Regions from separate parts of the Homo sapiens genome. Here region 2 is linked to region 1. Evidence: chromatin loops called from intact Hi-C (ENCODE). Cell type or tissue: GM12878. All regions are shown on one strand. Links, peaks and the distances in the headings refer to the core of each region. The heading gives the core; the rest is flanking DNA. Region 1 holds the start of RASSF10 (Ras association domain family member 10). Region 2 holds the start of LOC105376558 (a long non-coding RNA gene).

What was found. A loop is a pair of places that touch in the nucleus more often than their neighbours do. Peaks named below come from ENCODE experiments on the same cell type or tissue, not always from the same donor. Only the 100,000 strongest peaks of a DNase experiment are listed, where the experiment ranks them.
Region 2: a loop joins it to region 1, with 8 times the contacts of the local background. A loop is called at or near these places in 4 of 110 quality-filtered maps.

Annotation. Positions count from the first base shown.
Region 1 is chr11:13,004,690-13,020,194 of GRCh38, forward strand. It overlaps RASSF10 (Ras association domain family member 10), which reads left to right and starts at 4,627. Exons shown (of 1, transcript NM_001080521.3): 1 at 4,627-7,430. The coding sequence starts at 4,888. The coding sequence ends at 6,411. It overlaps RASSF10-DT (RASSF10 divergent transcript), which reads right to left and starts at 4,427. Exons shown (of 4, transcript NR_187419.1): 1 at 3,938-4,427. In GM12878, for the core only: a CTCF peak has its summit at 11,903 (motif pointing right); a DNase peak (open chromatin) is centred at 8,462.
Region 2 is chr11:13,104,453-13,119,957 of GRCh38, forward strand. LOC105376558 (a long non-coding RNA gene) reads right to left here and starts at 8,529. Exons shown (of 3, transcript XR_931043.1): 1 at 8,120-8,529; 2 at 7,327-7,362; 3 at 7,051-7,168. LOC124902635 (a long non-coding RNA gene) reads left to right here and starts at 10,623. Exons shown (of 2, transcript XR_007062599.1): 1 at 10,623-11,068; 2 at 11,387-11,647. RefSeq lists an enhancer at 6,778-7,278. In GM12878, for the core only: a CTCF peak has its summit at 10,636; a DNase peak (open chromatin) is centred at 8,399.

The DNA.
Region 1 (15,505 bases), core at 4,685-12,684:
GAAGCCATGGCATATCAATTGTATAAAATCCCTGGGAGTGAATGAGATAACCCTAGGAGGATGTATGGAAGCAAGAGTCACAACTCAAATGATTACAGGGCTCAGGTGAGTTATGAATGTATGTGAATTGGGTCATATGTGAAATAGAGTGTTGTTTTTGTGGCTAAACAGAGAGTATATTCTGTCTAAGGCAGCAAGATTTGGCTGGTGGACCACCAGTTTGCAATTCCTACACTTTTGGAACTTCTTTCTATGCCTCTTGTCTCATTTTTCAAATAAATATTTTTATGGCAGGCAGCTAGCTGTTCATGAAAACCCATTTCCTCTTCTGAGATACTCATTGCAGTTCCTAGCCTCCTTGCCATTACTAGTGGCCGTGACTGGGTTCTAGCCAACGGGATATGAGCTCAATTTTCAGCCAATGCCTTAAAGAAGAGGGTGTGCCCCTCCATACTCTCTCCTCTTCCTCTGGCTTATATACATGATGACGAAGTCTAGAGGATTTTGGAGTCACGAGATGGAAGGAACCAGGAATAAGGCCACCTCCCAACCAGGACATCTTCTTTTGACTATTATCTGAGTGAAAAATAAATCTTTGTGATGTTTGAGCCATTATACAAGTTTGGCCCTGTTTGTTACTACAGCCTAGCCTAACTTAAGAAATCCACTGCTAAACCACACTAATCCTGGCTGTGACATCTCTAAGGTCAGGGACCATGTCTGTCCAGTTCATTCATGGATCCTCAACACATAGCCCAGGACATAGCATGCAGTAGGTACTTAATACAATTTCTTGACAACACTAGCTGTGTTTTATTGAGCATGTTTTATGTGCCAGTCACTGCACTAGATCTTTTATATATTGTGCATTATTTCATTTCATGTAATGACAACTCTATAAAGCAGGTTCCAATATTATACTTTTTTCCTCGTAAGAAGATTGAGGGTTGGAAAGCTTATAGCTGGTATTTGAAATGAGGCAGGGTGACTCCAAAACACACACTCTGAAACACCAGTACATGACCACATGCATACTCATTTCAGCATTTTAACTCAAGTATTTTCTCCCACCAAGAATGCCCTCAACCCCTCCTCCCCAATTATTGAAGCCTGCCTTCTGCATCCTTCCTAGCACCCATACAATCATTCTACCCTTTAATTAGTCCAGCAGGAATTTCATATATATCATTACTACAACAGGGATTCCATGTATTTGTCTGCTTCTAGAAATAAGTTATCTTGAGGGTAGCACAATATCTTAGACATTATTCATCTGAGTGTTCCTTAAAACATACGGGAAGATGGAGAACCTGCCATGTGCCAGGCACCCTAGGCACTGAGGACTAAACTGCAAATAGGACAGAGACAATCTTCTCTTTTGAAAAGCTCTATTCTTGTGGGAGTAAACAGACATAAAAAACGCATCACAGCACAATGTAACCTCCACATTAATAGACGCAGAAGAAGAGCGGGGAACCAGTTCTTTCTGGAGGAGGAAAGAAAGGACTCCCAGAGCAGGTGACATTTACCTGAGCTTCTGAAGAGTGAGTAGAAGTTCTCCAGTTGTTTAAGAGGAATCTCAATTAGTGGGAAAAGCATGTACAAAAGTGTGGATACATCAAGATGCAGGAGTTCTTCTGGATGGATGAGGTATTGGATTGCTAAAATGTAGGATTCCTTCATGGATTCATTAATTTATTCAACAGATACTGAGTAAACCTAGAATGTGTCAGGGATTGCACTAAATGTAAAGGATTCAAAAGTGAGCAAAACAGACATGATCCCTACCCTTGTGGAGCTTAGAATCCAGCAGGGATGGCAGCTGACTACAAAGCTCTAGCAATCCTGTGTGAGAGGAAAGGAAGAAGGGATAGCCCACATGTAAGTGAGAAGCTGGAGAAGTGGGCTGGTCCAGATTGCAAGAGACCTTTGACACCATTCTAGGGAGAAGGAAATCTCTCGTCAATCTATCACCAAGTCCTGCCTCTCCTGCCTCCTTGATAGCTCTCAATTGTGTCCAGTCTTCTCACCGCCACTATTCTCAGTATAGGTCATCATCTCTTCCTTGAATGAACGAGATAGTCTTCTAAAAGGCTTTCTTGCCTGTCATCCCCCACCCCCACCCATTGTCCTCAATGCAAACAGAGGGATCTTTAAAAAATCAAAATCTGTTCATGTTATGCCCTATGGTAGGCAGAATTCTAAGACAGCCCCATAATCTCCATCTTCCTGGGGGCTACTTTGGTGATTATATTACAGTACACAGCAAAAGGGGTTTTTCAGATATAGTTAAGGTTACTAATCAGTCAACCTTAAGACAGAGAAATTATCCAGGTAGGTTTGACTAATCAAGCACTTTAAAAGCAGAGTTTTCTCTAGCTAGTGGCAGAAGAGGATGGTAGATTGATTAGAAGCAAAGGAGGACTGGATGGATTTGACATGTGGTTGCTGACTTTAAAGTTGCAGGGAGGGGGGTGGATATCCTACAGAAAGGATCTGAGAGAGTTCTGTAGGAGCTGAGAGTGACCCTGGAGGACAGCCAACAAAAGAATGGGGACCTCAGACCTACAACTGAGAGGAACCAGATCATGCAAACAACCTGAATGGATTTGGAATTGGGTATTCCCCCAGAGCCTTCAGACAGGAACTTGAACCAGCCTATACCTTGCCTTTTGCCTCGGACATCCTGAGCAAAGTATGCAGCAGCCATGCCAAGTTGGACTTGTGATCTACAGAACAGTGAAGTAATAGATGGGTGTTGTTTTAAGTCACTAAGTTTGTGATAATTTGTTACATAACAATAGAAAACTAATATACCTCCGACCTTTCCAACCCCCCAATAAAACTACTGGGGATTTACCAGGCCCAGGCAGTTAATCGCTACACCAGTTCCATTAGGGAGGTATTTTTATTATCACCATTTCACAGACCAGGAAACTGAAGCTCAGAGAGATTAATACTTTTCCTAAGGTTATAGAGCTAGTACGTGGTGCTGAAATTTTTACTTGGCTGTTCTGACTCCAGATTTGCACTCTATGGGTTCTCATTGTCTTTAAGATAAATCCAAATACATAAGCATGGAATTAAAGGCCCTTCCTGATCCCATTCCTGTTCAATTATCCAACTTCAGTTTTAGGCACTCCTCTCAAATTCCTGACAGCCCCCATAACTAACATGCTCTTGATTCCTGACTGCACTACAATCCCTTCTAGAATGCTGCTTGTCCCTCCCCTCCATCTGCTTTCCTTTTGGCAGACTCTAATGGTCCTTTGGGTCTTGTCTAACACACCTCTTCTAGGGAAAGCCTTCCTTGCCCCTCCAAGATGGGTTGGATGCCACTCCAGGGTCCCCCAGAACCTCATGCTCTCCCTTATCAGAGGACACAGGACATTGTGTTGGGAATGTTTACTTGGCTGTGCCCTCCCACTAGACTGTGAACTCTTTGCAAGCCAGAACTGGCGATTAGTTCATTGTCAAATCCCTAGCGTAGGACCTGGAGCAGAGAGGTACTCAATAAATATTTGCTGAGTGAATCATTGAATGAACAAAAGTGCTTTAGCCAAGAGGCAATGGGGAGCCATCTAAGGTCTTGAAGAAAGGGAGTGAGCTTATTATTACACCTGTGCTCACAAGGACAAGTTCAGGGCAAACCTTGCACTCAGTGGACCATCCTCATCAGCAGTTAAGGATGAAACAAGTTCATTTGCATTGTGGCCTTGGGTTTCTTGCACTGTAAAGCTTGGCTGTTATCTCTTCTGGACCACATCTGAATATTAGAAAATGCCAGAAGCCTTCACAGTTTCCCCTTATGGAGGTGGAAAGCATAAAAATAGCTTGTGACTTGGGTCTGGGCCCTGAACTCCCACTAGAATGAGGAGCCCCTCTCCCAAAAAGGCTGTGGGAAGCTGAGGTGAAGGTGACGTGGAGACCCACTTACGTGACACTACAGGGAACGGGCAGCCGCCTCTGAAGGTCTGTCCCCCTCCAGCCCATACCGTTCCATGCCTGCACTTGCTCCCGGAGCACATTGCCGAATCTTGTTCTCCTTAGATATGCAAATATTGCTTCCTGTCGAGAAGGACTGGGAGGCCTTCCGCTTTAGAGGCAGCGCTTATAGCGCTAGCTGGTCGTGGAATGCGATTACAGCGTCTCCATTGGAGACCGCTGAGTGCCTCGGTTTCCCTGTCTGTGCAAAGTGCACTCCCCAGACGCCGCTGCCTCGAGGGACCAGGAAATGCGTCTGGGGGCGCCAGGAAAGATGAGAAGATAAAGTCACGATGCGTCCAGCTAGCTATAGACACAAGCAGAGGAGCCAGTAGGCCAAAGGAGACGCACAGCTGATCCGTGCCGAGGCGCGGGCTCCACTCCCTGAAGTGGAGGGACCCTTGAATCTTTCCTTGCGTAGGCGCGCGGCAGAGCAGCGATTTGGCGAAAAGGGCCGAGACTCAGGATGCCTGCAATGCGAGCGAGGGGCGGACAGGGCGCACGGGGCGCGGCAAGGCTGCGAGGGGCGGGCCTGGGCCCTGAGCCTCCTGCACTTCCAGCCACAGCTCTGGGCCTTGGGGGCGGGAAGGGGTGGAGCCACGTGGGGAGGAGCAAAACCCGGAGGTCCCGGGCACCTTGGGCAGAGCCAGAGCGGCGGGAGCCGGTCCTGGGCGCGTTGCCCCGGGAGCGCCCGTCGTCCGGGCAGAGCGCAGCCGCAACCGCGACCACAGCCGCAGTCGCTTTCCAGCCTGCCTTCGGTGCGCAGCGGGGGAACAGGGCTAGTGCAGCCGCCGGAGGGGGGCACGGGCTCCTCTCCCATCCCAGAGCTACTGGGCTGCCCTTGCTGTCCTCGCCGCCCCAGCAGACCCCGGCCGGACCTGCCACCTGCGCCCTGGTTGCGCCATGGATCCTTCGGAAAAGAAGATATCGGTGTGGATCTGCCAGGAAGAGAAGCTGGTGTCCGGCCTCTCCCGCCGCACCACTTGCTCCGACGTTGTGCGAGTGCTTTTGGAGGACGGCTGCCGGCGGCGACGGAGACAGCGGCGGAGCCGGCGGCTGGGGTCGGCCGGCGACCCGCATGGCCCGGGAGAGCTGCCCGAACCCCCGAACGAGGACGACGAGGACGACGACGAGGCGCTGCCGCAGGGCATGCTGTGCGGGCCCCCGCAGTGCTATTGCATCGTGGAGAAGTGGCGCGGCTTTGAGCGCATCCTCCCCAACAAGACGCGCATCTTGCGCCTCTGGGCTGCCTGGGGCGAAGAGCAAGAGAATGTGCGCTTCGTGCTAGTGCGCAGCGAGGCATCGCTGCCTAACGCCGGCCCCCGCAGCGCCGAGGCGCGCGTAGTGCTGAGCCGAGAGCGCCCCTGTCCGGCCCGCGGGGCCCCGGCGCGGCCCAGCCTGGCCATGACCCAGGAGAAACAGCGGCGAGTGGTGCGCAAGGCCTTTCGCAAACTGGCCAAGCTCAACCGGCGGCGCCAGCAGCAGACACCGTCGTCCTGTTCGTCCACTTCGTCGTCCACTGCCTCGTCCTGCTCTTCGTCGCCGCGGACCCACGAGAGCGCGTCGGTGGAGCGCATGGAGACGCTGGTGCATCTGGTGCTTTCCCAGGACCACACAATTCGCCAGCAGGTGCAGCGGCTCCACGAGCTGGACCGCGAGATCGATCACTACGAGGCCAAGGTGCACCTGGACCGCATGCGGCGTCACGGGGTCAACTACGTGCAGGACACTTACTTGGTTGGGGCAGGCATCGAGCTCGACGGGTCCAGACCGGGAGAGGAGCCAGAAGAGGTGGCGGCGGAGGCGGAGGAGGCGGCGGCGGCGCCCCCTCTAGCCGGCGAGGCGCAGGCGGCGGCGCTGGAGGAGCTGGCCCGGCGCTGCGACGACTTGCTGCGGCTTCAGGAGCAACGGGTTCAGCAGGAGGAGTTGCTGGAGCGCCTTTCAGCCGAGATTCAGGAGGAACTCAACCAGAGGTGGATGCGACGGCGCCAGGAGGAGCTGGCGGCGCGGGAGGAGCCCCTGGAGCCCGACGGTGGCCCCGACGGCGAGCTGCTGCTGGAGCAGGAACGGGTCAGGACGCAGCTCAGTACCAGCCTTTACATTGGGCTGCGGCTCAACACGGACCTAGAGGCCGTCAAGTCGGACTTGGATTACAGCCAGCAGCAATGGGACAGCAAGAAGCGCGAGCTACAGGGCCTTCTGCAAACTTTGCACACTTTGGAGCTGACGGTGGCACCGGATGGGGCTCCTGGCTCTGGCAGTCCCTCGCGGGAACCTGGGCCTCAAGCCTGCGCCGACATGTGGGTGGACCAGGCCCGTGGACTGGCCAAGAGCGGTCCTGGCAACGACGAAGACTCGGATACGGGACTGAGCTCTATGCATAGCCAAGACTCGGACTCCTTGCCCATGTGCGAATCCCTTGTGTAGGGGTGGGGGGCGGGGGGCGGGGGGCGGGAACAGGGGGATTCTTTTTTCTTGCAGAATGCAGTGGGCCAGCCGGCTCGCGGACTTGAAACCAGGCTGTTGCGAGCCCAGAGCTCCGGCTGGGCAGCAGCGCTCTGCGCAGCCTCGCGCTCATCTGGCTCCGGGGTGAGTGCAGAGCAGGGTGAGGGTAGAAGAAGTAGGATCCTCAATACAAGCTCATTAAAGAGAGGGAAGGAGGGAGGAGGCAAGAACCCCCTATACTGGAAAACAAACAACCCAAGGAAATTGACGTGGTCCGAGCCCATTTTCAAAGTAAGGAAGTATAATGGAGATTTCGCTACTCTTCTGTATGGGAAGGACTGATGGCAGCTAGAACTTTAGTTTGTGGTATGAAGTGCTTTAAAAGAAACACTTGGATGAAAAGGAAATTCCTTGAATGTTAATTGTGACTGTAAACGTGTTAAAACTAGCCAAAGAGGACGCACTGGTGTCGGTCTCTGCCTTTCTTACCTCTTTGATAAAACCCATAGGCACCAAAATCCTGGCTGTTTACATTTCTGCAGATTTGGGAATTACCCATCTGCTAAATCATTTGTCTTTTATTTTCTTTCAAAGGCTAAACTGTATCGAAGTCTAACCCTGTATTTCCTCCTAGTAAACACAATAGATGTTAAAAGGGAATTCTTTTCCCAAAATAACCTTTTATTATTACAAAAGCCAAACATAATCATTTGAGATATAAAATCCTGGCAAACATAATCGTGGTTAAAATTTAATCTGGGCCCTTTGGGATCTGTCCCTTCAAAGGCAGGTGAGTTGCCCTTTAATTCGTATTGCCACTTCATTGACTCAATCACTGTTATTTCAGAAAAAAATAAAAGGAAGTAGCAGAATTCAAGTTACGCAAAACAAAACTTGCTGTCTAACAAGCACTCTTTGAAAGCAAAGATGTTTTAGTGTTCAGCTTTTAAATTGAGCTATGTGATTAAAACCAACCATGACCTTAACGGATTTTACCCAAACTCGTCTAACTTCAGTATGTTTTGTCAGAGATTAATCAGTTACTTGTTCAAACTTAAATTGAGATAGTGTAAATATCAGGGTTTCCTAGATAAGGACAGAAAAGAAAAAAATAAAACAATCTCATAGTACTCCTTGGGTGAACAATGTGATTAACGATGGCACGTAGTCATGGAAAAAAAGATAAAAAGTGAGTTAAGAACTTGAATTACTCTTGTCTGGCACACGCCTATGCACATGCCAGGAGATGCAAGTGCAACACCATCTCAGTAGCTGGCGACAGAGCTGGTGGGGACTCCATGTAATTGTTCCAGTTGTTTCAATTAAAACTTATCAGTTGTAGCTAGTTGTTGGCCCCGCGGAAGGAGCCTGCTGGCCGATTTCCCTCTGCAGCTCAGTACTTCTGAGGAATGTGGGATCTAATCTGTCCTGAGAAGGTTATTAACAATGGGGCATGTGTGTGGTACCAGCATGGTGCAGAAGCCTCTTATCAACCTACTCTTGAGGGGCTGGCTCCAGTTTCAACACTACATGTGAAGATAACTTAAGAGGTCTTGCTTTATACAGAAGTTCCTTCCCTTGCAGAGATTCTCTATCTGCTTGTTGCCAATGGGAGCCTGCCCTTATGACCTCCTCAAACCACTGTTTGTGCTGTCTCCTTTTTAGAGACAGCACCCCCCACCCGCCCCGCACTACCACCACCACTGCCCTGGTATTACAACATGTGTGCCTGTTTGCAGATTTTCAAGTAAAAATGGGAATTTAAAGGCCATTTTCTTAATTGATGTTTTCAAAAGACATTAGCTGGCATAACTATGGTTTTTTAGTTTCATCTGATGCAGGAAATGTCTATGCATTTGGTCTTGAACATGATAAAAATGAGGAAGGGACTGAAAAAAACCCACCATCCCCAGACAATCATTTGATCCCATAAACACGAAACCTAATGATAGCTTTCATTTTGAGGCAGAGGTAAAATCCTCATTAGAGTGTGACAAAATGCTACTTGTCTGAATGGTTTATGCTGACAATGGGCTGACCTGGTGGTTTTAAAATTATTGTGCTGTTTTTCCCCCTCAGGGTGGTAGGGGAGTGATTCTTGGACGTTTATTAACTCAAAAAGAACGCAGAAGTTGGCAGAACAGAACTGCCTGGAAGAAAGGGGCTGTTTTCCTTTTCACTATTATTATTTTAAACTTTGATGGGCTGCTGACGTCAGCAAATATGCTTGACGCCTGTAAAGCAAATAAGCCACATCACAAGCAGAAAGCCTGTGGGATTTTCTGGTGCCCTATTTCTAGAACCTTCCCTGTTCTGACCATTTGAAGGTGCTTATTTAGTCAACCGTTCAGGCAGCTGCGAGGCTTTATTGATAACAAATGGCAGCCTATTTGGCCCATTTTTTTTCTTTTATCCAAATCAATTATATTCCTAAAAGGCACTCTCTGTGAGTAGAAGAAAGGAGTGTGTAGAACAGGCTGACGTGGGGGAGCGGGGAGGAAGGAGACAATAGTTCTTTTTACTAAGAGCTTTCGCAAGCCTGAGAAAGGTGAAATAAAGGTATAAAAAGCACCAAAACAGTGCCTGTGCATAGGAAGTGCTTAATAAATGCTAAATACTTCAAGTTTTAATTCACATTTATGGTCACCATGGCATTAAGAATGAGAATAAATGCATGACAGGGAATGTACCAATGTCAGGATTTCAGCGCCCCTGGGAAAATTAACTCAGCTCCTATTCTCCAGCTCTAATGGAAATCCTGGGCAGAAACCAGCAAACTTAAGAAGGGTATGAAATGTAGGTCCCTTACCAGTCAGCCCCACCCTTTTTTTTTTTTTTTGGTAACTGAGATAATTTATTGTATTTTTGATCTGAGTTATCCTAGTCTCAGCCATCTCCCAAACCAAAAGATTCCATATGGCATCTTTATGTTTGTTTATTTCCTTATAAAGTGTGTTTATTTTTTGCTGATTAGAAAAGTTGTGTACACGATAGTCCTTACGATGAACCTGAAAATAACATAAAAAGGCAAGAAAAGTCACTCTAAATCTCTGTACCAAAAACCTGTCACTACCAAGATTGGTATATTTACTTCCAAACCTTTTGAATTGTGCAGATTTCATATTTGCTTCTGTATTTAAAAATATATAATTTTGATAAGATTGTATATACATGTTTATACTCAGGTTTGACAGACTCCCTGTAAACAGATCTACCCATCTGGTGGATATACCATAGTTTACAGAACTGCGCATGTTATCAGTTTGTTTCCCATACTTTTTTTTACTGTTATAAAATAACACCGTAATAAGTTTCTCTGTGCATGTATCTGTTTACCTAATTAGACTCCCACCCTCCCCACAATAAGATAGGTTTCCAGAAAGAGAATTCTCAGGTCAGAGTACAAACATTTAGAGGCTTGATACTCACTGCCAAATTGCTTTTCAAAAGATTTGTTCTAATTACAATCAGCTATGCATGAGCATGCCTGTTTCACTACAGCTTAGCTTTCATTAGATATTATATTTTGTTAGGAAAATATTTTAATCAAAATTTACTAATTAATTCTTCGTGGCCTCAGGAAGCCAAAGCTGACAATCACTGACTTAAAATATTCTTACAACAGCAAGGGTGGGCCCGTGGATCAGAAGTGTTAGTTAAGAGGGTGTGGTGTTTTCTCTCCTTTCCATTTTTTTTCCTTCCCTGAGTATTTGCTTAAGGTAATATTAATAGAATTTTATCTCATATCAGAATTGGTCAATGATCTGAGAACAGAAGGGACAGAAACTCTACAGAAGCAGGGCTAAGGAGATAACAAATTGAATCAGAGTTATAAAAAGAAAATATTCGTTATCTTTTTCATCTTGAGTCTAGTGGAAAAGGCTATTCTTAGAAAGCAATGCCATGAAACATATTTGATTTTGTGCTTCTCCATACCCACCTCTAGCAAAAATTAAATCAAATGAAACACATAAACCAAGTTGTTTATAAGTAGTCTGTAATGAACAGTTTAGATTTTTCTAGGAATTTCTTTCTAAATATGATATGCACTTGAGGTTGTTCTTAATATCTTGAAAAGAGAAGATTTGATTATGACAATCTGTGAAATTTCCATTGTGAAAATGCTTGCGAAATTTGTTTTCCCAAGCAGAAAAGAAGGAAGATGAGGAGAAATCAAGTTTTGTTGAGTTTTTTTGAAATGCCAGATCCTCGTGTTTTTTCACATGTATTTTCTCTGCATTAATCTTGTGAGATAGAACGTTTTAATCTCCAATGTTTACAGATAAAGGAACTAAAGCCATTCAGTTCATAAGTAAGAGATGCGGGATTCCAACCCAAGCCTGACCACAAAACCTGTGCCTTGTTGCTACACACACCTGATGCATTACGCACAGTAAGTGTTCAGCACATCCAGAAGAAAAAGTCCCCGGGACTCCAGAGCGTTGCCATTGGAAAGGCTTCAGAGATGATCAAAGTCTTGTCCAGGTATTTCTACCAGGAAAGTGGAGTACTTTTCGGAAGATCACACTTTTGCTAAATCTACTAGGTGAAGATTTAGTAAAATACAGAGGAGGGGAAATTCTTATGTAAATATTTGGGTGGCTGTCTGGGAGAATGAAAAAAAATTCTTAAAAAACGAATACTCCCTGTGTTAGCTTGGAGGTTTTGACTGAATGCCCCATGGACTGTTGTTGCTCTACAAAGCGCAGGTGCATAGTCAGTCAACAACGTGGACTCCTCAGCCATCAGGGAAGACAGCTGTGTGCTAGTCAGACTCACATCTGGAAGGTGGTACCAACCATGACCGTGCTGGTGGGAGCTGTCCCCAGCACTTTTAACAGGCTTTATTTCTGTTTGAGCCTCTGGGTACATGAGGATGTGGGAGGAGTCGAAGGAGGGAGTGCCAGGCTTTCCAAGGATCTTTGTGTGTGGCATTAGGTATGCACACCTGGCTGAATGCATCTTTGGCCACAATGACCCCATCGTGCTCATGGAGACCTTGCATGGATTGCTTTGAAGGCCTGCTTCCCCCAGCCTCTCCCCTTCTCATCCATTCCCATGCAAATCTCCTGTTTCAGACACTTCTAGGATTTCCCATAGCTTTCAAGATAAAATCCACATTTCTTAGCAGGTTTGTGAAGGTTGTTGGTTTTCCAGCTCAAGATCCCTCCTTTAGGTCCACCCTCCCCAACTTAAGACCACGGAATTGAGTTGATCCTATTTCTTCATTCAGGTCACACTATCATCCTCCTTTTATGCATGTGCCCTTTTCTATCTTCATTTTACTTCATGTTCTCCTCCCTCCCCATTCCCACTCCCATTTCCCTCCTTGCTCTTATGATAGGCCCCTATTCCAATGTATTAATTTACAACCTTCCAAACCATCTTATATATTCAAGGCTGCCATGTTGCATACCCTCAAGGGGCACCATTCATGTTGTATTCTGGCATCTTTCCCCAGAGGGCACCATTTGCATGGAAAACTGTGTGAATGGTAACCCTGAGGCTGAGCAATGTGCCAGCACAGTTCATATGGTTGTGTATGTATATGTATCCTTGACAGTAGACTGAAACTGTCTGTATGCTTGTGTTTAATATATATGACTTTATTGAGCTATAAAATTTATTATGTTTCTTTCTTTTTCACATGACATTATGTTTGTGCAAGCATTCTGCATTGGTATATGCAAATTTAGACCATTATTTTTTTACCTGCATGGTATTCTGTCTCTTTCTGTATTTCCTTAGTGAGTGATATCTAGGTCGTCACCAATTCCTTGCTATCTCAAACAAGGTGTCGATTAACACAGATAGAAATCGGTGGACATATGTGAGTGCTGAACTGCAGGATTGCTCTGCCAAATTGCTATACCCGGTTAGGCTCTTACTAGGAGTGAAGATTTCCATATTCCCCACAAGCACTTGATATTGATCAACCTTCTACTATTTGCAAATCTGTTTTAATTTGCATTTCTTTAAAATCTAGTAAAGTTAAGCTTCATCTGCTTATTATTCTTTAGGTCCCCCTTTTGTTAATTGCCTATGTTGTTATTGACCATTTTTCCTTTGGTTTCACTTTTCTGGCAGATTTTCAGAAGTTCCTTACATATTCTGAACATTACTTTCTTTTAACCTTAGAGCTAGTGTGAATATCTTCTATCTGTCCTCCATCTCTAACTGTGTCCCTGGTATCTGTTGTTGAAAATGTCTTTACTTTTAATGTAGTCAAATTTAGCATCCACCTCCCCTGTGGCTTGTGGTTTGGGGTTCTTGTTTAAGTAATGAAGTCACAAAAATATGGTTCTATATATTTTCTTCTACTAGCCTCATACTTTCTCTCTCTCTCTCTCTCTCTCTTTAGTTCTTTCTTCCTCTATCCCTCCTTTCTTCCTTCCCCCTTATTTCTTCTTCACAGATAAAGTGAAATACTTCTGTGGAAATAATCTTTATCTTATCAAGTTTTACCCTAAAGAATAGTTTAAATCCTGATTATCCTGAAATGTAGACTAAATTTTTGTATTTTTGGTAAAGACAGGGTTTTGCCATGTTGGCCAGGCTGGTCTCGAACTCCTGGCCTCAAGGGATCTGCCCGTTTTGGACTCTTACAGTGCTGGGATTACAAGCAAGAGCCACTGTGCCCAGCCTAACTTTCTTTTTCTTTTTTTCTTTTTTTGACAGTCTTGCTCTGTTGCCCAGGCTGGAGTGCAGTGGCATGATCTCGGCTCACTGCAAGCTCCACCTCCCAGGTTCATGGCATTCTCCTGCCTCAGCCTCCCAAGTAGCTGGGACTACAGGCGCCCGCCACCATGCCTGGCTAATTTTTTTGTATTTTTAGGAGAGACAGGGTTTCATTGTGTTAACCAGGACAGTCTCGATCTCCTGACCTTGTGATCCGCCTGCCTCGGCCTCCCCAAGTGCTGAGATTACAGGCGTGAGCCACCGTGCCCGGCCCCAGCCTAACTTTCTTACATTTTATTTTTATTTACCAGTGTTCAAAATAATGGGGTTGTCCACTAGCATTCTCCAAAGGTGACTAATAGTTCTTCTTGTTTGTTCATTTTTTTAGGATAATTATAAAATTTTAAATTTAAAGTATTTCATTTTTTTCAAACCATTGTGGTTATTAATATTACTGATGCTCCGTTTACCTATGTAACAAACTTGTACATCCTCTACAGGTTCCCTGGAGCTTAAAATAAAAGTTGAAGAAAAAAATGCTGATGCTCAAATTGTCCCCTCTTTAGCTACTGGGAGCCTTTTCAGGTCAGCTTCTGAATTCTTTTCACACAATTTTCATAGTCTTTGATAGCGTTCTTTGCTCTCTAGTAGGTCAAACTATTTCAGGCTCCTACTATTCATTTTCTGTGCCAGTCCTGCAATCAACCATCACTATAAGGAGTCCTGATTCCTTTTAGTGGGAAATGATATTTAGAAGCCACAATCTGGATGCTAGGGGTCTAGGTTAGTGATTGCTTTTAGGACTTTTCAGAGTCAACGTGTAGAAAATATGTTTTTGTTTTATTATTATTCTTTTGCTTGGTTTTTGTTTTGTTTTCTATTATTTTTAAAATTGTGGTGTAATATATATAACATAAAATTAATCATTTAAACAATTTTTAGGGATGGGCATGGTGGCTCACACCTGTAGTCCCAGCACTTTGGGAGGCCAAGGAGGGCAGGTTGTTTGAGCCTGGGAACTCAAGACCAGCCTGGGCAACATGGCGAAACCCTATCTCTACTAAAAATACAAAAAATTAGCTGGGTGTGGTTGTGCATGCCTGTAGTCCCAGTTACTTGGGAGGCTTAGGTGGGAGGATCGCTTGAGCCCAGGAGGCAGAGGTTGCAGTAACCTGAGATCATGCCACTGTGCTCCAGCCTGGGCAACAGAGTGAGATCTTGTCTTAAAATTTTTTTTAAGTGTACAGTTCATTGGCATTAAGTACATTCACAGTGCTTTGCAATCATCACCACTATCCATTTCCAGAAATTTTTCATCTCAAACAGAAACTCTGTATCCATTAAACAATAACTCCCAGTTCTTTCCTTCTCCCAGCCCCTGGTGACCTGTATTATCTTTGTAAAGAATGCCTATTTGAGCCATTTCACCATTTAGAATTGGGTTTTTGAGGGGGATGGGAATTGTTGAGTTGGAGTTCTTTATTTACTTTGGATATTAATTACTTATCAGATATGTTATTTGCAAATATTTTCTCTCATTCCATTGTTTGCCATTATTGAGTGTCTGTATTAGTCTGTTTTCATGCTGCCGATAAACACATACCCCAAACTGGGGAATTTATAAAGGAAACTTTAATTGACTCACAGTTCTACATGGCTGGGGAGCCCTCACAACCATGGCAGAAGAGCAAAGGTTGTCTTACGTGGTGGCAGGCAAGAAGAGAGCTTGTGCAGGGGAATTCCTCTATATAAAACCACCAGATCACATGAGACCTTTATTCACTATTATGAGAACGGCATCGGAAAGACCCACCCCTGTGATTCAATTACTTCCCACTAGATTCCTCCCATAATATGTGGGAATTGTGGGAGCTACAATTCAAGATGAGATTTGGGTTGGGGACACAGCCAAACCATATCAGGGTCTTTGATGCGCAAACAGTTTTAAAATTTTGATGAAGTCCAACTTATTTATTATTCTCTTTGTTGTCTGTGCTTTTGGTGTCATATCCAAGAAATCCTTACCAAATCCAACATCATAAAACGTTCTCCCTGGGTTTTCTTCCAAGCATTTTATAATTTTAACCCTTTTGTGTTTAGGTCTTTAATCCATTTTTAGTTAATTTTTGTAGATGGTAGAAGGTAAGATTTCAACTTTATTCTTTTGCATATGGATATTTAGTTTTCCCAGAACCATTTGTTGAAATTGTTATCCTTTCCCTATTAAATGGTCTTGGCACACTTGTCAAAAATTAATTGACCACACATGCAAAGGTTTATTTCTGAGTTCTCTGTTCTGTTCCATTTGTCTATACATCTTTCCTTAGTCTAGTTCCACAATGGTTTAATTGCTATAGATTTGTAGTAAAATTTGAAATCAGGAAATGTGAGTTTTCTG
Region 2 (15,505 bases), core at 3,648-11,647, 99 kb after region 1:
AGAGAAACAAGACCAGTGTCTTGGAGAGTATCAATGGCTGGTCAATACCAAAAGGCAAGTAAACGGCAGAGATGGAGGCTAAAGCTCCTGACTCTGAACTCCCTCCCCAGTTTCTTCTTCGCTGCAGCGTGCTGCCTCCTTTGAGATGGATATGGGAGGCAGGTGGAGTTGGTGATGGGACAGAGCTCTCCTGTGTGTTGCCCAGCCTCATTGCCTGCTTTCCTTCTCCAGACACAGTGTAATATCAGTGTTGGCTCCAAACAGCCAGGAGTGGCCAACATGACACGTACCCCTCTGTCCCTATCCTGTGCTGTCAAGCACCTTGTATATAGGCTGTTCCCAAGAGCAGACCAGGAGTGAAGTAGGGCAAGGGGCCCCATTCTTCTCAGCCCAACCAGCACTGGCCATTTCCTCTCTTGGCATGATTTTAGAATTTCCCATTCTCCTCCCTACTGCATTTCCTGCTCAAAGTAGATTTTTTTCCTAGGTCAACTCAGCTGCTCTCTAATTCGGGCAAAACTAGAGATGCAGAGAAAAATGAGAACCTGTTGGGGTTATTTTGGCCTATTGTTCCACACTACAGAGACATTAGATAACGACCTGATCCTGTACCTCTCCTACTCCGCCCCATCCCACGACCCTGGAAGGCATTGTTTGAGTGTTTTGTTTGCATTGTTCAGAGGTTCTCTTAATCTAGTTCAAATTTAAACCTTGATGAAAAAGACAGGTGCAGGCAGCTCTGTGGCTCTCAGTTATTGACCACTCTGTGCAAAAGCCCACACCATGCACACACGTCTTTGCACTGTCCACCATTTGTCCCCCACTTCCTCTTCCTCCCTGTCTGTCTTCCCCACTATTAATCCTTTGCTCCTATCCAGCTGGTCTCTGGATTATTCCCTGAACTTGCCTTGTGTTTTTCCACCTAAAAGCCTTTGTCCCCACCACCTGTCCCCATAAAATGTCCTCCCCACTTTTTTCCATCCAGCCAGATCAGATTCGTTTCACCCTCATTCAACGCCAACTGTTAGTTGGCACTGGGCCAGCACACGTTATCTCATCCTGCAAGGCCTAGCATACATTTATTCTTATCTGGGAAGCTTTCTGGGGCTACCCCAACTGGAAGTGACTACTTCCTCCTTTCTCTCACACTTATTGTCTGTACTGCTCATTTGGTGCTTAATACATCCTAGTACTTTACAATTAATCATTCACTTGCTCATTCATTCATTTAACAAGTATTTACTGAGTGATTATTATTTTGCAGACACTGTGGTAGATGCTGGAGAGATGCAGATGCAAAAGACACCCTGGTTGTCCCCTAGAAACTCACTCTAGTGGTCAAAATTGACACATCAGAAGCTGCTTGTCATAAAATGATGAGTATAGGTCACACTTCAGAAGTCCAGCAGTGGGGCTCCATGATGAATGAGTAAACAGTGGCTCTGTGAAGGTGGAGAGAAAGCGCATTTTCGGAAGGTAGAGGAAGAGCAGGTGCCCAGAGCTGAGGAGCATTGGAATAGGGCTACAAGCAGCACTTGCTGCTGGACCAGAGAATGTTGCCAAAGTATAGAATGTGCAAGATATCATTGGAGGACCTGGAGTTCCAGTCTTAGAGCTTGGCTTCATTCTGAGAGGCATGTTGTGCCATTGAGGGTTTTAAGCAAGGGATTGATTCAAGCTTTGTGGTTTAAGATCACTCTGGCTACTTTCTGAAGGGTGGATAAAACCAGGGAGAGATTTGAGGCAGGAAATTGTTAGGAGGCTGTGGCAATAACCCAAGGCAAGAGACATGAAGGTGGTAATCTCTGCCTGAGAAATGAAGAGACTCGATTTGAGAAATACACAGGATGTATAAAATTATACCGCAGTCACAGCTCTGGAGGCCCTCACAACCGAAAAGTGTGCATAAGTACAATTCAATGTATGGAACCTGTCAAGGATTAAAAAAGTGCTACCAGAGCACAGGAGAGATGGCAGATGACATTGTCTAAGAAATGTGGACCATGTCACGGACTTGTCATTCCTATAACATGGCTATTTATGCACATGTGTCAGACCTCTTCTCCTAGATTTTAGGCTCACTAAAGGCAGGGGACATGGAAAAGCTAAAGGACATCAGCTCTTGTCACAAGCAAGGCCTCTCTGCTCTCCACATTGTGGGTAGGGGTGTCCCAGGGAACTATGTTTGTAGCAGGCAGGTCAGGAGTTTCTGCAGCAAGGGCAGGGCAGGGAAAAAGCATCAAGACATGCTATGAACAGGCCACAGGGGTGATGTCCAGAGCACAGAATTGGAGCCAGGCTAGTCTAAGTTCACATTTCTGCTCCGCTGTCAGCCAGCTATGTGACCTTGGGCAAATAACTTAAGTCAAATTCAGTACTGAGTCAATTTCAGTATTATGTGAAAAATAAATGGAAATCTCTAGGCATGTACCTAGTACCTCTAGAGTACTCTTTGTTATAGATGTAGGTATCACTGATGTTGGCATCTCTTTTCTTATCCCTTCCCCTCACTAATCTGGGAGATCCCTGAGTGCAGCAGAGACTACATCTTACTCATATTTTACCCTCATTTTCTGCCACAGTACTTGCTGCACAGTAGCTGCTCAATCGATGTTTGTTGAATGAGTTCATATGAGCACTTACAATGTTACTTCTGAGCCCAGTAAAATTCCTTAATTTAGATTCACTGCCTACCCCTGAGATAGCACAGAAAAGAAACAAATTTGACAAAGACATTGTTCCTGCCCTCAAGGGGCAGAGATAATTTAAATCAAAGAAAAACTTTAGGTTCTTCAAGGCGCTGTCCTGTATGTTGTTCTCTGCCCACCTCATCTCTTCTCTTTCCTTTCCACACTGTGGTTATCTCATTCATTCACAAGACTTAAATCTATAGTTGATGATTTTCCAATGTATGTCTCCCACAGTGACCTCTCTCTGATCTAGATCAATATATCCAGCTGCCTACTTGACATTGCAAGTAGATTGACATTATCTACTTGCAATCTAATGTCTTAAATTGCACCTTGGACATTTCCACCTAGACTTGCTACTCCTCCAGCATGGCTTTTCTCACTGGGAGGCAGGTTCATCCACCAGATGAATGGTCCAAGCCATTCATCTGGGAGTAATCTTTAACACCTACCTCTCCCTCATGTCTACATCCGATAAAATTTCAGGCTCCCAAAGTAGATCTAGATCTAGGTTCCCTCCTCTTCTCCCGACTCCCACTGCCACCACCATCTCTCATGTGGAGATCATATGACCTCCTCTTGGTAGCCCCATTTTTACTTTTGCTTCTCTTTTTAGATAGTAGCCATAGAAGTATTTAAAACCATTATTCAGACCATAGTACTGATTTAAAAGCCTTTAATGATTTATCTTACAGTTGGGAAGAAATTCGAAATGCTTACCACGACCTGCTGGCCCCATGTGATTGGACTTCCTGCCACTCTCTTGCCTCCTCGCACTCCACTCTGCTTCTTCACTGTTTCAGCTATGCTAGCCTCCTTGTAGTTCTTCAGACACCCCATCCTCCTCTGGCCTTGTGGGTTTTGCATCCCCTGTTTTTCAGAGAAGGCCCTTGGCCCATCTCTTCTCTTAGGTAACTGACAACTCACTGATCCATTAAGCCTCAGCTGAAATGTTCATTCCTCTGGAAGGCCTTTCCTGGTCTCCCTTTCTAAACTAGATCCTTCTTTAAAGTACACATTCGAATTTTTTTATCCCTTGTTCCTTTATCGTACTTATAATTTGTATATGTATATGTTTTTGTGCAACTATTTTGTTTAGCATCTCTGCCCTCATTCTTACCCCAACATGTGCACACACATACACACCCAACTCTGTTGTTTACCATTGCATCTCCAGAGCCTAGCATAGAGCTTGGTCCATAGAACACAGTAGGTCTTTGTTGAATTAATATGTTCAAGGCTGTGAGGAAGAGACAAACATGGGCTGGGAGAGTTCAAAGGAGTTGAACCACCTCTGAATGGTGGTTCAGGCAAGGCTTCAAGGAAGATAAAGCATTTGGTGAAAGATTTGAAAATTGGGTGGAATGAAAAAGGCAGAGGGGAGTGGCACTGAAGGAGTGGGTGGAGGGAGGGGCTTTCCAGGTAGCTGGACAACCTGGCTGGAGAAAGCTGGGTGGTGTCTGAGAAACGATGAGTAACCGGGGTGTCTGGAATACAGGGCTTGTGGAGGGAAGAGGGCCAGAAAGGGCCTTACAAAAAGTAGCTTTTGGACCTATTCTTGAATCTCCAGGAGGTGATGATAGCAGGAGGAAGCAGACAAATCCCTAGGCAGATATTTCCCCAGTGAAACCTGACCTCCAAAACAAAGACAGTTTAAAGCTTGAAAGCCAAGCTACTAGTCTCAGATAAATCCACAGACCAGAAAAGAACCTCTCTTCCCATTTGGCACACTTTCCTCTGATTGATTCCCACCCATCACCTATTTTACAAGTACCTATCTTTCCCTAATTGGTTTTTTACACTGTTGTGCCCATCTTTGGGTGGTGCCTTAGTTTTAGCCTTTTTTGCATACTCACAAACCATTCAGCACGCACACCTGCATTCTGAGCCCATAAAAGCCCTGGACTCAGCCACACTTCAGGGGAACCACTCACCTTTGGGTTGGGGAGACTACCCACCTAGAGTCCCCTTTCTGCTAACAGCTGTTCTGTCACTCAATAAAACTCTTCTCCACCCTTCTCACTCTCTGGTTGTCCAAATAATCTCATTCTTCTTGGATATGGTACAAGAACTTGGGACCTGCTGGATGGCAGGTGCCAAAGGAGCTGCTGTAACACTGTAGCCATCCACCAACACTAGGCAGCCACCCTCAGCAATGGGAAGCAGCAGGAGGGCTGGAGCCATGGGGTACCTCCTGCGGTGAGCCCAGATCTGAGTGGGGCCCAGGCAGGGACAATGCAGGCTGCAGAGGTCTCTGTCTGGTGAAGCAGCACCAAGAAAAAAAAAAATCCTGCATCAGTGATAGATGGCCAAGAGGCTTCCCTGAACAAAGTGACTTTTCTCTTCCTGGAGTGTAGGTACCTGGTATATTTCACAAGCATATGTTTCCTTTAATAAGCTCCCACCCATGAGTTAGGGGACAATACACCCAATACTTTTCAACCTCTTCTGCCTCCTGTCCCACCCCTGCCCCAGGCACCTGGCTGGAAGGCTTGAGCCATTCCTATTAGGATTGGAAATGGAATGCTTCTGCTTCTGTCATGTCAATGGTTTAGTCTAGTTCCACATTAGAAAACTTGGGAATGTGGACAATTTATAGGGAAAAAGAAATTAGGACAGAATTCAAATAATTCCTCCATAGGCATTTGACTCATACTTGAATCATGTCCAGGTGTGGACCCTTTTGACTCACTGAGGCCACTAAAAAAATTCTTTCAGCTACACACATGACTTTCTGAGCCTGTGACCCTCTGTTGGAAACACATACAGGCTCCTCTATTCAATAGATTACAGTTTTAGCCTGGCATGGTGGCTCAAACCTATAATCCTAGCACTTTGGGAGGCCGAGGCAGGCAGATCACTTGAGATCAGGAGTTCGAGACCAGCCTGGCCAACATAGTGCAACCCCATCTCTACTAAAAATACAAAAATTAGCTGGGCATGGTGGCACACACCTGTAATCCCAGCTACTCAGGAGGCTGAGACAGGAGAATCGCTTGAACCTGGGAGGCAGACGTTGCAGTGAACTGAGATCATGCTATTGCACTCCAGTCTGGGCAACAGAGCAAGACTCCATATCTCAAAAAACAAAATAAATAAATAAATAGATTACAGTTTTAAAGGGAGTGCTTATCATCCACTCTGTCAGGTGCTTTCCATGAGTTACTTCATTAGTCCTCATACCCACCTCATACTCACTCATCAGGGAAGCAATCAGATTCATCTTCTAGATAAGAAAACTGAAGCTCAAAGAGATTAAGTAATTTGCCCAAGAGGTGAAGGCTGCTTTTGCATTGAGGTCTGTCTGGCCTAAAGCCTATACTTTCAGCAATTCTGCTATGTGACTTTTTCAAAGACAAGATATAGTGACTGGGTTTGGGGGAGCCATTAAGATCACTTAAAAAAAAAGCTTTACTTTAAAATAATTACAAATTCACAGAAAGTTGCAAAAAAAAAAAAAAAGTAGCCTTCATTCAATATCCCCAGTAGTAACATATTGCATAACTACAGCACAGCATCAAAACTAGGGAACTGACATTGGTACAATCCAGAGTTTATTTAGATTTCGCCAGTTTTACTATGAGAGTATTAGGGTTACTTTTAAAGTCAAATGAAGTTGGGAAGGGGCGGGACAAGAATTCACCTTTTGCAAGGTCCTTTGGAGTCCCGACTGCCCTAAATACTTTCACCCAAAGTCCTGGGTTACTTGAAACAGCAGCTCTGAAGAAGGAATGAATCAACAGATATAGAAATGTCCATTTTTGCTGTCATAGGTCGCAGGAAATGCTATATTCTCAAGGGAACTCATAGACTTTGTGTTTTTTAAATAGAGAGTGACCTGGTGAGAGTGCCTGAGTCTGCTTGTCTGGAGGCCTCTCAAATCCCTTGGGGCTACCTGAGGCCTGGCTCAGCCAAAATGCCTCTCTGCCCCCATTGTCTGTCTCCTGGCAGCTGGAGATAAGCGATAAGCCTGAGAGATGAAGCAGGATTGGAGTCTGAATCACTGCTTACCCATCAGGAGGTTTGAGGCTGTGAACCTGTCTGAATCACTGGCAGCCAACCAGGACAGTTTTATCTGGAAAAACTCTCCCCAGGACAGCCCCAGCCTGACTGAGGGAACAATGGCGGGAAATGGAGGCTCAGGCTTGGGTGTTAGGGCCCTGCCACCCACACTGCTTTGCACTGTTATTCCTGGCCAACGCAGAGATTTGCTGTCGCTCAGAGAGACACTGTGGGAAGAAGTGCAAATGAGGCTTGGAAATTAAAAGGAAGTGGTATGATGACAAAGAAAGTGATAGGAGATTGTTTTCCCAGCTTTAGAGATTTAATTATGAAAGATTCTGAGAACAGCCTCCCTGGATGTATAATGGTTGTTATCCCAGTAACTATGACAGTTCCTTGACCACCAGGCCAAATGTTGAAGCCACTTGGGGCTTAATTTTCTTGCCAAGATATTTCACTTCTGGATTTTAGAGATCCTGAAACACATGAGAAATTAGACCTTACAGTTAAGTAGACAAACATACATCACCCTTTGGTGTGGTCTTGGTCTTTGGCCCCTTTCCTTCTGTCATGTAAATCTAGTTACTCATCTTTAACCCTGGGACAGTGGGTGGGGGCAGAAAAAGTGTGATACCTTTCCTTCCCATAGTCAGGGCCATGGCCGATGCTCCTACAACAAAAAACGGGTTAACAAGAGAAAAGCGTGACAGATTTGCTTAATCAAAGTTTTATGTGATACAAGAGGATTCAGAAATGAAGACCCAAAGGCACCGTACTTTGGGGTATCGTGTTCTGAGCCCCGACAGTAGGCAATCTGCTTAGATTGACAGTTTGTTCTTAGTGTGCTCAGATTGGTTTCTAGAAATGACTGGTTGTTTTACCAAATGCTCAAAAGCTCTCAGTTATGGTTGTGTTCCCCCAAAATTCATAGTTGAAGCCCTAAGGTGCAGTGCCTTAGAATGCGACCTTATTTGGAAATAGGGTCAGTGCAGATGTAAGCACTCAAGATCAAGTCGTACTGGAGTAGGGTGGACCCCAATCCAATATGACTAGTATCTTTAGAAAAAGAGGGAATTTGGACACAAACACACACACACACACAAACAGACAGTGTTATGTGAAGATGAAGGCTGAGTGCACGGTGATGCTTCTACAAGCCAAAGAATGTCAAAGACTGCCAGAAAACCACCAGAAGCTAGGAGAGGGGCAACCCTGCTGACACCTTGATCTCAGACTTCTTGACTCCAGAACTGTGAGACAATAAACTTCTGTTGTTGAAACCACCGAGCTTGGTATTTTGTTAGGGACTTAATAGAATATCTTAAAATTTTTGTTTCAGAATCTTTCTCAGAATTGATTGCAAGACCACTGGTCTACTCTCTGTGAAACCCACCTCCTTTTCACTTTTAATATTAAATGGATCTTACCATATTTATCATCCCAAGATTTTTCTTTTCTCAATAATTCCTATAAGCAAGATCAAAACAACAAAAAATCAGTAAAATGTTTGCAAGCAATTGTGCTCAAATTAGTGCCAATTTCCTCTTTCTGAAAAACAAAAGCAAAAACAAAACAGAACTAAAGCCTGGCTGCACCCAACCTTTCTGACTGGCTCTTAGTTCAAATGGATGAGTAAATTGATGATGGCAAAATACTACCATGTTTTCAGCAGACATATTGCACCTGAACTGGGGATAAATGGCTTCTTTTTCTCAGAACTCGGGTGCATGCACAAGGAGGAGTCACACTAGAAACACTGCAGAACAACTGTTGCTGGCAGAAAGAGGACCTGAGAAAATGAAAGAAGCTAAGCCGGATGTGGTGGCTCACATCTGTAATCCCAGCACTTTGGGAGGCCGAGGTGGATAGATCACTTGAAGTCTGGATTTCGAGACCTGCCTGGCCAACATGGTGAAACTCCGTCTCTGCTAAAAATACAAAAATTAGCTGGGTGTGGTGGCACATGCCTGTAATCCCAGCTACTCAGGAGGCTGAGGCAGGAGAACTGCTTGAACCTGGGAGGCAGAGGTTGCAGTGAGCTGAGATCGTGCAATTGTACTCCAGCCTGGGCAAAGAGAGCGAAACTCCGTCTCAAAAAAACAAAAGACAATGAAAGAAGCTGTGTAAATAGGACCCGCAGCCCTGTTGGAGGGAGGGACCCTCTTGATGAATCTAACACAACAGCGCACTTCAGACAGAGACAACTGGGACACTGGGCTCCAGGGAGGCTTAGCAGAAATCTCTGTGACCCATGGGTCACTGGGACCTGGTGCACATGTCTCCCAGTCACAGGGACCTGGAACTTCTGCCCCAGCTCCAAACCCTACTTGCTCTGGAGTACTGGCTACTATAGACATAGGTCAATTAATCTTGATGACACAGTTTCAGAAGCCTCAGAATGTCTTCTCCTGTTTTGAGGTCCCCTTGGGGCCTCCTGTCGGAGTGTAGGCTAGAGCTTGGGCAGTTGGCTGCAAGGCTCAACAGAAGGGAAGGGAAGCGTTCATCAGGTTTCCCTCATCCCTTGCTTGGTCTTTGCAAGAGCCTCTGCCTTCCCTGCCTAAAAGTGGTTTTGTTCTAGGTGGGAGGAGAGAGAGGGTACGAGGTGTGGAGTATAGGCAGGGCAGTTTGCCGGGAGTCTGGGCCTGTATATTCCTACAAGCAGTACCAGGTTTAAAAGATCTGAGTGGGGTCCGGGCGCGGTGGCTCACGCCTGTAATCCCAGCACTTTGGGAGGCCGAGGCGGGCGGATCACGAGGTCAGGAGATCGAGACCATCCCGGCTAAAACGGTGAAACCCCATCTCTACTAAAAATACAAAAAATTAGCCGGGCGTAGTGGCGGGCGCCTGTAGTCCCAGCTACTTGGGAGGCTGAGGCAGGAGAATGGCGTGAACCCGGGAGGCGGAGCTTGCAGTGAGCCGAGATCCCGCCACTGCACTCCAGCCTGGGCGACAGAGCGAGACTCCGTCTCAAAAAAAAAAAAAAAAAAAAAAAGATCTGAGTGGGTTCTTCGAGGAACCAGCCAGAATTGGGCAGCTTCTGGTCCACACTGCAGCTGCCTCGACCCAACTTATCCATACTCTAACCCTCAGCTGACGCATTCTCTAAAGGGTACCCAGAAGGTAGGGAGGAAGAAGCAGATGGGGAGTGTCTGGGGAGCTGCCTGAGGATCCCAGATGCCAGGCACTCACCAAGTGGGGGACTGAGCTCCTTAAATGATGCCACCCCTTTGGGCCATAAATCCACTCACTGATCAAACAGGGCCCACCTTGGGGACATTCAGAAGCCCTTCTCTGTTTTCTTTCCCACCCTCATCACCTCCCCCAGAGTCACCTCAGTCTTCTGCTCCCCCTCTATTGTGCCTGGCCCCAGCTCTGTTTCAGGAAGGCATAGATTGTATCTACAGTTCCTGGGACCTCTAAGAAGAGGCTCTGGTCTTTCATAGTCTTCAGAATATGACATCCTAAAAACAAACCTTTCTCTTGCTAATATCAACTACTTCCTAGCTCAACTTGGATGACTTGTCTTGCCGACAAAGCCTGTTTGTTTAAGCAGCCACAAAAAAACCCAGGAAGAGGTGAGAAGAAAACTGTCCTGCCACAGCAGCATAGCAGAGAAGAAACCATCTGAGTCCAGCTGCACTCTAGGGTGAAGGGGAGAACCTTGCCAGAGGGTCAGGGTGCACACTCTCGCTGAACTTTCCTGGAAGGGGACACAAAGAGTTAAAGAAATGCATTTAAATGAGCACTGTAGCTTGAAACCAAAGCTCCCAGGCCTCTTTCAGAACCTGGAGCCAGGGAAGTGTCTATTGTCAACAAATGCCACCACCGGACCAATAGCAAGCCAGAGTGTGGCTCTGAGAGAGGGGCCTCTGGGTGTCACCAGGCAACAGGCACAAAGGAACCTGGATCAACTGCCCAGCAGATGATGACACTGCTCCACAGCTCCACCCACTGTCCCCCAGCAGCTTCTGCTCCAGCACAGCCAGGTGGGAGAACAACACGCTCCAGATACTCCCAAGATCAAATGACCATCAGTCTTGGGCTGTGGGGGGAAAGCAGGTGGTACAGAAAAGGCTTTATTTGGAAACTTTATTACAGTTTTTTGAAAAGGCTGGGCAGACGGCAAAGGTGAAGATTTGTAAGTAAAAAAGGAAGTGTTGCTGCAAACTAAAGCAAGACGCATATGTCTTTCTTCTGTTCATGTTCTTATAAGTCAAGAGATGGGCACAACCTGGTGGCTTTCCCTAGATGCTGAGTGAGAAGCTCTGGGCAAATTTTCTAAATTACACTGAAGGAGACTGTAAAGTGAAACCTAAGGATGCTTGTTTCTCATTGCCACAAAGTACACTCCCTTCAGGTCACAGAGCCAGAGGAGGGTAAGCAATCACCCATGCAAAGCCTTCTTATCTCAAACTAATGAAAAGTTGAAGAAATCCTTTCATTCCATCAGGCAGTTTTTCACTGAACCTTTACAGCAACGGCAGGGCCTGGGCTAGGTTCTGGGGCTGCAGAGATGAATTGCTCCCTTTCCCCTCAGGAGGTCTGGCCATTCCCAAATGTTCACTGTCTTATCCACCCTATAAGCCAAAGACTCTCAAGTTTATATTCCCAGCCCATTCCATACCCTCCTTTTCCAAAACACCAACCCAATGTATCAAATACTTTTCTATATATCTTCTCATGGGTTTCCACAGGCTCGCCAAGCTCAACATGCCCCAAGCTCAAGGATTCATCTCTCTATCGGCAAACCTGTTCTACTGCATGAGCTTTCCTCTGTGGGGGTCTTAGGGAATAACAGTACCTTTCCCCATTTTGTGGGTTGAATTGAAAGCTAAGAGAGAGGCCTGAAACAGATCCTTCCTTAGTGCCTTCAGAAGGTGCATGACTCTGCTGACACCTTGATTTTAAACTTCTGGCCTCCAGAACTGTGAAACAATAAATGACTGTTGTTCTAAGCCACGAGTGTGGTGTACTTTGTTATGACAGCCCTTGGAAACTAACACACTCCCATTAAACATTGTTCAAGAAAGGAGCCTGAGAGCTTCCACCCAGTCTTCCCCTCCATTGCCACCTCTATCCTTCACCTGCAGCCATAACCAATAAGCCACCAAACCCATCCATTTTACCTGCAGGATACCACTGCCAGTACCCATTTATCTTCATTCCCGCTGTACCCCTATGGAGCAGACCACCATCCCTTCTCATCAGTCTTTCCTAACTGCTGTCCCTGCCTCCAGTAATATCTCCTGCTTGTCTGTTCTTTGAGTTGCAGCCAGAATTATCTTTCAATGTGCGAATCTGAGATGCCATTTCCCTGCTTAAAACTTTTCAGAGGCTCCTCATTGCTCCTAGGAGGAAGTTTAGACTTCTCAAAGGGCTCAAAAGATGCAGAATAATGCAGTCCTTGGTCTCCTCTCTGCCCTCATCTCTTGCCAGACTCTTGACAGTATTATTCTCTGGTAATACTGGGCATCTCTCTCTCCTAAATGTAATGATATGTGAGGAATGTTTTCTCTTGCCACCAGCATTCCCATATGCCGTTCCTTCTGCCTGGGGCGTATTTCCCTGCACTCTTCATCTTCAGAACTGCTACTTCTCACAGTGCTTTGCAATTGCCTCTTGATCTGTTGGCATCCCACCCCAGATCCCAGCTCCTAGGGGAGAGAAGTCTTGTCTATCTTGCTCATGGGGGTATTTGCAGTGCCCAGCACAGTGTCTGGGATAGAATAGGTACCCAAGAATCATTTGTTGATGAACTGACTGATTGACTGACTGACTGAAATATGACTCCTGCCCCCAATGGGTTCAGCCCAGAGAGTAGACAGTAGTGTGGCAAAGCAGTTCAACAGCGCAGAAATAGGACTCAGATTCAGCTTGAGAACATTTCACATAGTTGACGAGCCTTCAAGTTGGGCCTTAAAAATGTGTAAGTGTAATAGGTTCATTGCCTGATGTGCATGGCAAGTCAATACACTGAGACCCTGGGTTGCAGCAGATAAAGAGGTTTACTTGTGAGGCTGCTGGACAAGATGATGGGAAGAAACCTCACATCTGCCTCCTTGAGGAGTTTGGGGCTAGGGTTTTTAAGAGTTTTGGAGTGGGCCGAAGTGTGGTGATTGTTGATCGGTAAGATTGCAGGCTGAAATCATGGAACAAGGAGATAAAGAAACCATATTCTCAGGCTGTTTTTATTCTTCTTTGGGGTCTTTAAACTGGATGATGTCAGCTGTTTCGCTGGAATTCCGGATGTGAAAAACATCTTAAGCAATTCCCAAATAAAAGCCTTAAGATACTAATATCAGAAACCCTATTTTTAGGAACAATAGGAATGCAAATGGTGAGTATCTAGTGTTATCTGGCTTTCAGCTATAAGGAAGTGTGTCAAAGTGCAGCATGATTAATGCTTAATTGTAACTATATTCTGTCCAGTTCTTGTTCATCCTGTGAGGACAGTTTCAGGTGAACAGGAATTGGCCAGAATAGAAAGGGAGCAGGGTGGAGAAGGCCATTTTACGCAAAGAAGATGCTGTGGATAAAGAAACATGTACGTTTGGGGGAATGGTGGGAATATTTTGTGTGCCTAGAGTATGGTCTGCAGAAATTGAGCTAATGTAGCCTGGGATTGAAATGTGAATCCTCCAAGGATTTTTTTTTTTTTTTTCATAAAAACCTCAATTACTTTCCCTCAACGTGAAACAGCATAAAGCAAGTTAGTGATTCCTTTTTATAATCAGGAGAGTGAAGACACACACTGAGTAGAAGCGTTGTTCTGTGATTGTTAGTCTTTTAAGACATAAGAATAATTTGTCTATATCCCCTGCGTAAAATTATTGCTTATCCTTGAGGGCAAGAATTAAACCACCCATTTGCCTTCTCTTTCTGAAGAAAACAAATTTGATTCCTTAACTGTGTTCTTACCAAATCCATTCCCTCACTCTGAAAACTTAATTCCCTGAGATCATTTTAATCTCTCTCTCTCTCTGTCTCTCTCTGTCTCTCTCTCTCTCTTCCTCACCCTGAACCCTATGGTCCAATTGCATGAACCAGAACTGAAGAGGAAACATAAAAGCAAGTGAGTCTTTCCTAAGATTGGTGAGGAGGACCTGTGGGCAGGCAGAGCAGGAAGAGTGATCTATCCCATAGGAATGTCTGCCAAGGTCCAGCAAACCTCGAGAGGAATCCAGGGGCACAGAAGTCACCACGTTGGTTGGAGGCAGGAGAGAACATCATTGGTCAGACAGCTCATCCATCTTGCACAGCAACAGTTAGTCTCAAAAGCCCTCAGAGGAGATAGGCATAGCCACTCCTGGAGGACTGCCGACTTATGTGGTGTGAAGCCTAAGGAGGGTGCACTGCTAAGAAAAGCCTGCACCACGCACCACCCTTGCGTCTATAGTCTGGAGGTGGTTTTGTGGTCAGAACATGGGTGGGCAGGAGCCTAAGCACAGGCACACATGCAACTTAAGCCTGAGGGCCAGCAGCAGCCCAGAGCCACGAAGTCACCCTTTGTGGTATAGGAGTGAGATTCACTCAGAATCAGCATGTTGGTAATGTTGTTGCAGCTCAATCTCACACAAAAGAAATGTTGTGCAAGCCAGCAGGAACAATCAGATTGCCAGGTCACTTTCCTGGAAAGGGGGCATCTGGTTGACTCCACGCATGGGGTAGTGGGTCAGAGAGTGACCCTGAGGGACGAAGCAAGGACAGGGCCCACACAGGTCCCATCTGGGATCACAGCTCTCCACTTAGGTAGCACTGCCAGCTCTGTCTGTTCCAAGCACCAGAAAGGCACTTAGAACATTTTGAGAAAGTGACTCTAATGTGTGTTTGTGGTGACCAGGGGTGGAGGGGCGGGGAGTTCTTCCATAGGTGGACCATAACTTGGAACCTAGGTACAAGGCAATATCACTTCCCGGCAGCAAAGGGCTGGGATGGAGAGCATATGGGGCAGAATCTGTTGAGCAGACCAGAATCAGGGAGAGACCAACTCTGGGGCAGGGCAGGACTTGGAAGAATAAATTGAAGATTAGGGTTATATATGTGTCTATTTCCTGCCCTACGCTGTGAGCTATAAATGGAGAGATCATGCCTTATGTCTTCTCTTAACCCTTTATGTCTTAACAATGCCTGTCTCCATGTGCATGCTGATAAATGAAAGGATAAAAAGATAAATGCCTGAAAAGTCCTGACTTTGCCTATTGAGATTGGCTCAGAATTTGGGACAGGCTTGATTGACCCTGCAGTTAGAACCATCAGCAGAACAACCTGCAAAAGGTAGAGAAAGTAGAAAGAGGAGGCAGATCTGAGAATAAATGTCCCCTTCTCCCACACCCCAGAAACATCTGATCACAGGTTTCACTCCCTCAGTGGTTGTGACTCAGTGTTGCCCTCCTGCCACCACCCTATTTTCTCAATAACAACAGCATTGCTCAGGGGCGACTCTGCCTCCCATCAGGACACAAAAGCTCCTATGTTTCCCATTGCACCCCATCACTGTCACAGCAAGTCACTGATGAACTGTGGAACAATCCAATGGGTCACTCTTGCTTTTTAAAATGGTTCCCTAGCCAGGCGTGGTGGCAGGCCCCTGTAATCCCAGCTACTTGGGAGGCTGAGGCAGGAGAATTGCTTGAACACGGAAGGCAGAGGTTGCAGTGAGCCAAGATCGCGCCACTGCACTCCAATCTGGGTGAAAGAGTGAGACTCCGTCTAAATAAATAAACAAATAAAATTAAAAATAAAAAAATAAATAAAATGGTTCCCAAGTGGGTCCTCCAACCAGCAATAGTAAATTCATCACCCATGTTGAGCCA